Linked DNA regions of Homo sapiens: regions 1, 2 and 4 are each linked to region 3. A link is an interaction called in ENCODE POLR2A ChIA-PET data of the cell type or tissue named here. Cell type or tissue: CD4-positive, alpha-beta T cell. All regions are shown on one strand.

Evidence for each region. Peaks named below come from ENCODE experiments on the same cell type or tissue, not always from the same donor. Only the 100,000 strongest peaks of a DNase experiment are listed, where the experiment ranks them.
Region 1: POLR2A ChIA-PET joins it to region 3 with 6 read pairs; 7 of 35 experiments call an interaction of 5 or more read pairs at or near these places.
Region 2: POLR2A ChIA-PET joins it to region 3 with 7 read pairs; 8 of 35 experiments call an interaction of 5 or more read pairs at or near these places.
Region 4: POLR2A ChIA-PET joins it to region 3 with 7 read pairs; 7 of 35 experiments call an interaction of 5 or more read pairs at or near these places.

Annotation. Positions count from the first base shown.
Region 1 is chr2:143,201,579-143,204,078 of GRCh38, reverse strand. ARHGAP15 (Rho GTPase activating protein 15) reads right to left here. Exons shown (of 14, transcript NM_018460.4): 3 at 1,877-1,945. Among named protein-coding and RNA genes, the nearest start is that of ARHGAP15, 73 kb to the right of the region's middle. In CD4-positive, alpha-beta T cell, no CTCF peak of the experiment used is centred here; no DNase peak of the experiment used is centred here; H3K27ac peaks cover 788 bases.
Region 2 is chr2:143,123,553-143,126,052 of GRCh38, reverse strand. No RefSeq gene overlaps it. Among named protein-coding and RNA genes, the nearest start is that of ARHGAP15, 4.6 kb to the left of the region's middle. In CD4-positive, alpha-beta T cell, no CTCF peak of the experiment used is centred here; no DNase peak of the experiment used is centred here; H3K27ac peaks cover 1,720 bases.
Region 3 is chr2:143,261,060-143,263,559 of GRCh38, reverse strand. All of the region lies in intron 6 of ARHGAP15 (Rho GTPase activating protein 15), which reads right to left. Among named protein-coding and RNA genes, the nearest start is that of ARHGAP15, 130 kb to the right of the region's middle. In CD4-positive, alpha-beta T cell, no CTCF peak of the experiment used is centred here; DNase peaks (open chromatin) are centred at 239, 929 and 1,409; H3K4me3 peaks cover 520 bases; H3K27ac peaks cover 2,183 bases.
Region 4 is chr2:143,160,949-143,163,448 of GRCh38, reverse strand. All of the region lies in intron 2 of ARHGAP15 (Rho GTPase activating protein 15), which reads right to left. It overlaps LOC107985949 (a long non-coding RNA gene), which reads right to left. Exons shown (of 2, transcript XR_001739723.2): 1 at 1-2,500. Among named protein-coding and RNA genes, the nearest start is that of ARHGAP15, 33 kb to the right of the region's middle. In CD4-positive, alpha-beta T cell, CTCF peaks have their summits at 846 and 1,048 (motif pointing left); a DNase peak (open chromatin) is centred at 1,018; H3K27ac peaks cover 387 bases.

The sequences.
Region 1 (2,500 bases), 59 kb after region 3:
GTTACGACTGAAACAAGGGAAGATGACTTTTAGTGTTTTGACTGAAGCACCTGGAGGTGCTTCTCCATCTTGTGAAATGGAGAAGACTTGTGAAATGGAGAACGGGTTTGGGCAAAAATCGGGATCAGTTTCAGATATGCTAAGTTTAGGATGTATATTAGAACTGTGTGTAAAAATGCCAGAATTTATAGTACTGAAGTTCAAAGCTGTGGTCCATGCTGGAAATAGAAATTTAGAACTGGCTAGTGTTACATGGTCTAAAGCTACAACACTGAATGAGATGCCCTAGGAAATTCCTACAGACAGAAAAAATAAAAAATAAAAACTGAGCTCCAAAATGAAGAGGGACCAGTAAAGGGGGTTGAAAAGAGGTGGCTCTCCAGCTAATTGGAGAGCCATGAGAAAGTGGTTACTGGTAGTCATGTGAGGAAAATGTTTCTTTTTAATAAAAAATTTAGATTCAGGGGATATATGTGCTTATTTGTTACATGGATATACTGCATACTGGTGGTTGTTGGGCTTCTAGTGTACCCACTACCCAAACAGTGAGCATTGTACCCACTAGGCAATTGATTCAAGAAGAGAGCTATCAATTGGGTTAAATGCTCAGATAGACCTACTGAAGAGACAACTGAGAAGTTACTGATGGATTTAACAACATGGAGGCAATCAGTGACCTGGATAAGAGGTGAATGATTGAGATAAAAGCCTAAACAGAGTTAGTTCAAGAGACAAAGGGAGGGCAGAAATTGGAAACAGCAAAGGTAGACAATTATTTGGAGAAATTCTTATCCTAAAGTAAAGCAGAGTAAGGAGAAATAGCTGGAGTGGGGATGTGGGATCTGGAACATGAAAAGCAATAGAAAACAGGAACACTGAAGCAAAAAAAGAAATTATTGTTGGTGCTAAGGATGGGACATCCCAAAGATAACAGGGATGAAATAGCTAGAGATAGACAGGAATGCAGTAATCATAGTGCAATATCCTGTAAGCCAATAAGACTGGAAGCATATTGACCAATATGAAATATAGCAGGAAAGACAAGTTGAATGAGCATAGAGGAAAAGCACATTGTATTTATCAAAAAAGAGGTCATTAAAAGAAAGAAGTATCAGAACATATCAGAAAGGTTGGTCTTACGTGTTTTTAAGATATATATAATACTTTATTCATTCATGTTATTTACAATATTTCAGGTACTCTTTTTGTCACTAGGATATAACAATACACAAAAACATGGAAAAAAGTGCCATTCTTACGGATGTTGAGTCGATTAATTTTTTTTTGAAGACAACAACAACAATAACAAAAAAAACTATCAACATTTACAATAAGCCCTCTGTAGTCTCTGGTTCCTATTATTCACATCCTTATGTAATCCTCTCCCCTTGTGTGAACTAGACTTAATGACTTAATTTTAACCAAAAGAATGTGGCAAAGCTGATGGCGTATTGCTTTTACAATTAGGTTACAAGAGATTTTTGACTTCCATCTTGCTAGCAAACTCTCCCTCTTGCCTTCTCATCTTGGATGCTTTGAAAAAGCAAGCTGTTATTTTGGAGAAATCTTTGTGGCAAGGAAATAAGGGCAGCCTTTGGCCAACATTCCTGGAAGAACTGAACCCAGCCAACAACCACATAAGTGAGCTTGAAAGCAGACCTTCCCCAGTCAAGCCTTCAAATGAGATCCCAATTCTGGCTGATGCTTTTGTTGCAACGTTTTGAGAGACTCCAAGCTAGATCCCTCTACTAAGTGGTGCCCTGATTCCTGACCCACAGAAAAATGAGATAATAACTTAAGCTGTTCTAAGTTGCTGAGTTTTGTGGCAATTTATTTTGTATCAGTAGATGAAGAATATAATGACTTAAACACTCACCAGTTGTTCCAATGGAGGAATGACATCTTTCAAGATATGCTGTGAATGATTCCTTCTGTGTCTGGATATCTGCAAATATATTGACATTGGATATTATTACATAATTTTTCTTGATAGAGTTTAGTAAGAATACACATAAAATAACCAATTCAGTGTTATTCAAGCATGTGAATTAAGTAGATATAAAATGAGAAGTAAATGTTTTGGACATTGACTAATTTAAATAAAATACGTACTCAAAGATGGCTGGCTGCAAGCATATCTCAAACCCAATTCTCTTCTTACCATGTAACCTTGACACCCCTTTCTTCAAATGTTGAAGTCTGTGTTCTCTCATGTGAACCTGGGCAGACCTTATGCCTGCTTCAATAAAAAAGTACAGCAGAAGTTCCACTCTATGACTTCAAAGATTGGAACACAAAAATGTCATACATTCTCCTGTGTCCTCTGAGAACCTTCACTCTTGGAAAATATGTTGGAGGAAACCCAAATCACACCCACAGAGTAAGCACAAGGAAAGCCTTATAGGTTTCCGATTGATAGAAAGGCTGAGGTTCCAGCAGACAGCCAGCATCAACCACCAAGCTTGTGAGTATAAAGAAGTCCTCTATCCTTCCCAGGCTC
Region 2 (2,500 bases), 140 kb after region 3:
TTCAATGCTGGGCCAAGGAGCAGCTCAGAAAATCAGCGTATTTATTTGGGAACTTGACATATGACAAAGATAGCATCATAGATAAACAAAAAGGAACAGATCTGTTTCATCAGATAATATTGGTGAGACATACTTACTAAATAGAGGATAATAGATTTGGGCTTCTACATTAGACACAGGGAAAGATGGACCTCACATGGATAAAACCACAGTTGAAAGGTCAAACCACGCTGTTGACACAGTAACAGGAAGGAAAATATTTTTGCAAAATGGAACTTTCTTAAACAGTGTCCCTACATTAAAAAGAAAAAGAGCAAAAATATGTGTATTTCACTATACATTATATATTTCTGCTAAAGAAATACATAGACAAATATTATAGAAAAATAAGAGACTAGTAGAAAATATCTAGCTTTACAAAATATTTATACAGACCAATAGGAAAACGATAAGCATCCCAATTGGAGAATAAGAAAATGAGTTGAATAAGTAATTCAATAATAGGATTGTCCTGATATCCAACCAGTGTGTGAAGAGATGCACAAGATCTACAGTAATACAAGTTAAGTTGGCTCCCAATGAAATGGTAAAAATCTGGCTGAGAATGTATGGAAAAAGGAACTCTCATACATTGCTGGAGGAAATGTAAACTGAAACCATTCTGATAAGCAATCTGGCAAAAATGAACAAAATAAAATATATGCAGGCACTGTGTTCCAGCAACCTAAATCTGGTGTAAATATATGGTCCAGATAAATTTATCACACAGAATTGTTTTTCCTCCTTTATCACCAGAAGTTAAATGATTTTGGTCTTGGCTCTTGTGGCTCAGGTAATATTTACCTGCATTGCATCTGTGTGTTTGCGTATGGTTAGGGAGAAAAACAGGGGTTTCTAGTCCCTCTGAACGGATGTTGTGAGTTGGACACTAAAGGAGACTAGAAAAGGGAGGAAAGGCATGACCTAACCTGAGAAAGAGTTAGGTTTCCCCTGACAAGGATGAGAGAGAGGGATGGTTTTCTCTCCCCGTGGGAGAGCTATGCTTCGCTCCCAAGCAGCTGCCCAGCGCTGGCAAAAGCTTTCATCTGCGGGGAGCAATCTATTAACTTATTGAGCACTTACTCTATGTCAGGCAATATAGTAGAATTTACATGTATTGTTGGTATAGGTTTGCTCCCCCCGACCTCCAAATTTTATACACTGAAATCCTAAGCCCTGAGGTAACGGTACTAGGAGCTGGGGCCTTCTGTGGGGTCAGTAGGACATGAGGGTGGAGCTCTCATGACTGGAAGTAATGCCCTTCTAAAAGAGACCCCAGAGAGCTAGCTCACCCTTCCCTGTGAGGAGACAGTGAGAAAGTGCCATCTATAAGGAAGTGGGACCTCACCAGGCACAGAGTCTGCTGGCATCATGATCTTGTATTTCTCAGTCTCCAGAACTGTAGGAAATAAATTTTCGTCATTTTTAAGAGAGCCAGTTTGTGGTATTTTTGGTATAGCAGCCTGAACAGACTAAAACAACTATATCTTACATACTGGTTAGGAATAGAATATGAATAACTAGAATATAGAATACATTAGATAGTAATACTGATAAGGAAAAAAGAGAAAAGGAGAGAAATGGGTCATAAAATGATGATGAAGTATAAAATTTTAAGCTGTATGAAAGAGGTCTCACTAAGGAAAATAAAGACCTAAGAAAAGTGAGGGAACTGGCACTGTGAAATTAGAGATGGAGGGCAGGCGTTCCAGGCAGTAGGAATAGTTGGTGCAAAAGCCCTCAATGAAGATTGTGCCTGGCATGGTAGAAAAGCCTCATGGGGATGAGAGTGACTCCAGTGGAGTGAGACACGAGGGGCACAGGGACTTATGTCAGAGGAGTAATTGATGGCTGAACCACGTGGGTCCCCTTAATCTTTTAAAAAATCTGGTTGAAGAGGAAAAACGTTAAGATAATCTGACTCACAGTTTTATCAGGTAATGCTGTCTGTTGTAGGAAGAACTGGCTGAAGAGGGGCAGGAGTTGAACCAGGGAGACCAGTTTGCTAGCTATTGCAAGTATCCATGGCAGAGGTAATTGGGACTTTGACCAAGGTGGGGCAGCAGGTATAATAGAGAAATGGTCAAGTTCTAGATGTGTTTTGAATATGGACTCAATAGGATTTTCTTTTGAATAGCAACTGAGTAGAAATCAAGTTTTACTGAGACAGAAATGCTTTTAGAGGAGCTGGCTTTGGTGGATTGGGGCACATTAGGTTGCATGAAGTACATGTTAAGTTTGAGATGTTTATTTGTCATCTCAGTGAAGGTGGCCAGTGTACAGGTCAAGGAAGCAGTCCAGGTTAAATACATAAATTTGGAAGTCGTCAGTATAAAAGCACCATTTAATAACACGAGACTGGATGTGACAGCCTGTGGAATGTGTGTATCTAGGAAAAAGAAAATATTCAAGGACTGAACGCCAGAGCTCAGTTTAACGATTGGGAGAAAGAAAAATAACA
Region 3 (2,500 bases):
ACAATAGGCCCATGAGTGGAGTGGCCATGTGGCAGAGATGGAGATGCTGCACACACTCAACATCATGGCTTTTTCTCCCCAAGGCTACCTACCACTGATTACATGATCTTCCAGCAGCAGAGGCAGATACTGACCCCTTCAGGACAAACCAGGTGTTTGACAGCAAACTGACAACATCAGACCCCTTCCATCCTTGGGGGAACAGTGATTCATTCTATGGGTTTGCTTTCTCTGATTATGGTGTCTCTGCCTGCCCTACCATTCCAGATCTTTAAGAATGCTGAATTAGCAATGTGGGGTGATTCATGATCTTGCCTGAAATCAAGGAAATGAGGGAAATGAAACACCAGGCACGTGATCTTAAGATCTGCCGTTCTTACTAAATGTCACATCACTTGGAAGAAATCAACCTGATCTAATAATGAAGTGGCCTCTTAAAGTGTCTGCTTAGGTAGTAGTTTGGAGACAGGATCCTGTTTTTTGGGGGTTCAATATTCCAAGTTGCAGTATATTCACTGAATCAATGCATGGCACACCATTGATACATGATGTTACATGACATGGTGTCTCCAGTAGGTGGAATATGTGGGTCTAAGGACCAAAAGGTAGGAGTAAGAGTAGCCCCCGTAGTAACCTATCTGCAGCATGTATGCTTCTGGGTTTTGCAACTTTGGCTCTGCTGAATTAGATATTCTTATTCTTGGGATACGGGAGAGTTCTGCTTCTAACAGGGATTAGTAAGTATCATGAACTCAAAGCTGTGACCACTGCATGGTAACTATGGATACTCATGATGTGTACAAGAGGGCAACTAAAATAGCTACTATATTCATGGGGATAGCTGACCCTAATTATAATGAGAAAGTAAGGTTGCATATGCACAGCAGCAGGAGGAAGAATGAATCTGGAAGTCAGATGATTCAGTGAGATGTCTTGTGGTACATCTAGGCCTGATGAGAGCAGTGAACTGTCAACTACAGTGAACAGGGCGTGACAAAGTAAAAAAAAAAAAAAAAAAAAAAAATCAAAGGTTCAGACCCCGCATATACAAAGGTCCGATTGACTCCTTCAGACAAACAAAACCGACTAAACTCCTCCTGGCTGAGGATGAGGAAAATCTAGAATGAGTGAAGGTGGTAGATGATAAATATCAAATATGGCCTCATACACAGTTGCAGTGGAGGAGTGGAGCTTTTTTATTTTTATTTTTTAAACAAAAACATTTTTATTAGCTCTTTTGTAGAGATTGAGGCCAGCCATCATTTTGAAGACATGGCAACAGATTAGATTTAACATGAGATAAGTAAATTTGAATATTGCAAGCGGTAAATTGCATCAGATGCTTCCTGTGCCCTGCTTCACATCCTCTTAGCTGTGTGGGTGTCACTACAGCTGCAGCTGGTGCAACAGTTCTGTGTGGACTTCAACTCCTTTGTACTGACTGCATCTTGCCTCAGCACGCGTTACACATCTTTTACTATCTGCTGTGGATATTTCCTGGTTCTACAGGGTAGGAAACCTGAAAGAGCCTTCTTGACACGCCCACCCATGAACAGCCTGAAACTCAAGATCTAAAGACATTATCCCCACCCAGAGGCAACCAGAAACCAAAGGCTCAGGAGCTAATGAACAAATGCTTCATCTTGTCTATCCTTGGGTGGAAAATTCTGGCAAGTTGTCCTAGCTACCCTATGACCAACTCAATAATGGGTTCTGCATTGGCTTTTCTTCCTTCTGTTTCACTCTTGCTAGTTCTTAATTTCTGCTTTCTTCAATCAAATAAACTGCTTGCACACAATTCCTAGTCTCAAATTTTTCTTTCAGGGGAACCTAGCCTAAGCCAGAAGGCAAATATGATGAAACTATTTGCTTAAAAAGATTTGAAACTAGATTCCTATGAACGAAAAGGGTCGGCCAGGCACCGTGGCTTAGGCCTGTAATCCCAGCACTATGGGAGGCCAAGGCTGGTAATCACCTGAGATCAGGAGTTCGAGACCAGCTTGGCCAACATGGTGAAACCCCGTCTCTACTAAAAATATTAAAAAAAAAAAAAATTAGCCGGGTGTGGTGGTGGGTTCCTGTAATACCAGCTACTCAGGAGACTGAGGCAGGAGAATTGCTTGAACTCAGGAGACGGAGGTTGCAGTGAACCAACACGGTGCCACTGTACTCCACTCAAGCCTGGGTGACAGAGTGAGACTCCGTCTCAAAAAAAAAAAAAAAAAAAAAAAAAAGGTCATTCCTCCAAGATACAGCTGTCACTGTCATAAAATTTAGCATAAACAAATACACCATCAAATGCCCCACTATAAAATGTAACATCCAGCAATTACATAGTAAAGGATTTAAGGTGACATCATTCATTACAGTATATGAATGATCCTCCTGACTAAATGGGAATTTAGTGTTAAGTAGCTGTAAAAGCTGCCAAAGAGCAAATGTTATTGAAACAAACATTAGCAACTTATGACTAAAACCTAGGGCATCCTGACCATAGCTA
Region 4 (2,500 bases), 100 kb after region 3:
ATATATTTCTATATATCTGTATATAGATATGTATATATTCTATATATCTATATAAATAAAGAAATGTGTGTGTATATATACATATACTACCTGTACACATACATAGAATCTACTGTATACAAGGAAGAGTCTAGTTATTATGGAGGCCTGCAAAAATGTTATTGTGCCATCACACAAGCAAAGATGCTACCGTGCCATTACATAAGGCACTTACAACCTGGGGGATAATTGAGTCAGTGTTTGCTGTTCTGTTTCTCAACCTGCTTCAGTTCTCTGCTTCACTTGCCAAGATTTTAAAGTGCCATTTATCAGAAACATTCAGCATCAGTACAGCAATGATTTAGCTTAACTAAGTGCTAGCAAGCAAAGGATAATATTTGACATACTGTGTTTTAGGTTAATCAAGGTTATAATGATGATCTATTAAAATACATTTTTGAAAATTGAGGCAGATATTAAAATGGGAAGACATACAGGCATAAATAAATGTAAATTAAATGGTAAACACCATTTTCTAGCTTGCCTTTTACCTGTTCGTGAGTGCACACTGCCATTAAACACTCTCCAGTTTTAATTTTTGGGTGTTAACATCTGGTAAATATGTAAAGAATATTCCCATCTGCTGATACAATTGTATGTAAAGTGACACATATCACCTTGGGAGTTTGCCATAAATTAAACCTCTCTTAATAATATTGACTATGGTTCCAAAGTTATTTTAAGAGTGAAGAGTATTATAAGAATTAAATAAGAGATGCTGCAAAAATTTAGTGGAAAAGCATAGTTGCTGGCACACAGCGTATTAGGTAACCTTTTTTAATTAGAAGGTACACTTTTAGATTACTGATTATGAACATCAGGGGACCTGAGATTTTGATTCATCAGTAATTCTCCTTTATGTCTAAACTAAGATGTAAAAATGAGACCTCTGGCTCTAACTCCGTATTTCAGAGTCTTTCCATGCTGTTGCAGAAGCTGTGTTACCTGTAATCTCTAGTACTGCTCTGCCCCCTTGTGCTGCTGCAGTGAACTCGACAGAGGAACAGTGTGCCTTCGTCTCTGTACATGAACTACAGAAAAACCCCACTGTCACTTCTCACTTTTCTGGTAAGTTCAAGGTCAGTGTCTAGCTATTTTCAGCTCATCTCTTCTTGATCCATGCAGAGAAATGACAAGGTAACGTGATTCGGGGTCAGCTGTATTACAGGAACCGTTACATAAACGGAGAAAGTGAAAATCAATCCTAGCTGACAGTGACTTCGGGATAATCAGCGCTCACTGGATGCCTCTGTCAGTTCGCCTGCATCAAACACCGTGTGACTTCTGTCAGATCTTTTTAATAAAACTATATTCTCACTTTCAGCAACCTAAATACATGTTCCACTGGAACTGAATTTTTTAGACTATTTTAGCCCTCTAGATTTGTAAACTATCCCAATATTTCCTTGAAACATCTCATGAATGATATCTGTCATTCCATGGTTTGTTATTGACCTGAGATGAAAGGTGTTACTGTGAAACATGCCATCCTTTGGGTGATCTAGGTGAGCCCTCCTACAGACGGCCGCATCTTCTGCCTTGAACTCAGCACCACAATCTCAACACCATTTCCCAAATCATCCTCAGCTCTCACTCTTCTCTCCTACTCGGTAACAGAACACTTAATCAATCATTTCTTATTGGGAGAACAGCTTCTTGCTCCGTTCTAGTTGTTCATTGTTGCTTTCCTCTCTACCTTTGTATTTTCCACTAGTTCATTTCCCCCTCATATAGAATTGGAAGCAGTATTTGACAAGATGTTCCATGTTAGAGGCATTCTCGCTGACAGCACCTGATCTGTCAGTCTTGAGAAGGAGCTATTTTATCCCACCAACCTTGTGGTCCCTTGAAATTGTGAGGCACGCAGTACTCAGCTGAAGTACAATTTACCATAATATTAGTTGTCAGCAAATTCAAAGACGGAACTCCTAAAGCTATAAAATGGATTAGAAGCAATTTAAAAAAAAATTAACAAACTAGAGTAAGAGTATACTGTCAACAAACAAATGCTCCATCATAGGACTGTAATTTGGAATTTTAATTACCCCTCTGCTCTGTAACAAAACAATGTCTGAACTGGCAGCGATTTGAATCTCTCACAGGTCATTGAGCATTCTAGCTAATTACTCTATGAATAGCCTGTTTTTCTCCCCTCTGGAAACACGTTTCTAATGGCAGTCAAGGTCTGACAAATGTGTCATCTACATAATTAGCTAGGAAGCAACACAAAACATTAAACATGCTTTGTGCCGACAACTATCAAAACATTTCATTTGTTGTCAATTATTCATTACTTTGTAGGTTCTGAAGGGGTTGTTATTATGGAAATAAGTCCAGATGCTAACAAGGTTAGAGTTTTGGATTCAAATTAGTAATCAGAGGACTAACTTTTAAAAAAATGTATCTCATGTACATTCAGCACCATGTTCTATCAGTAGGAGATTATAAACAAATTTAGCTA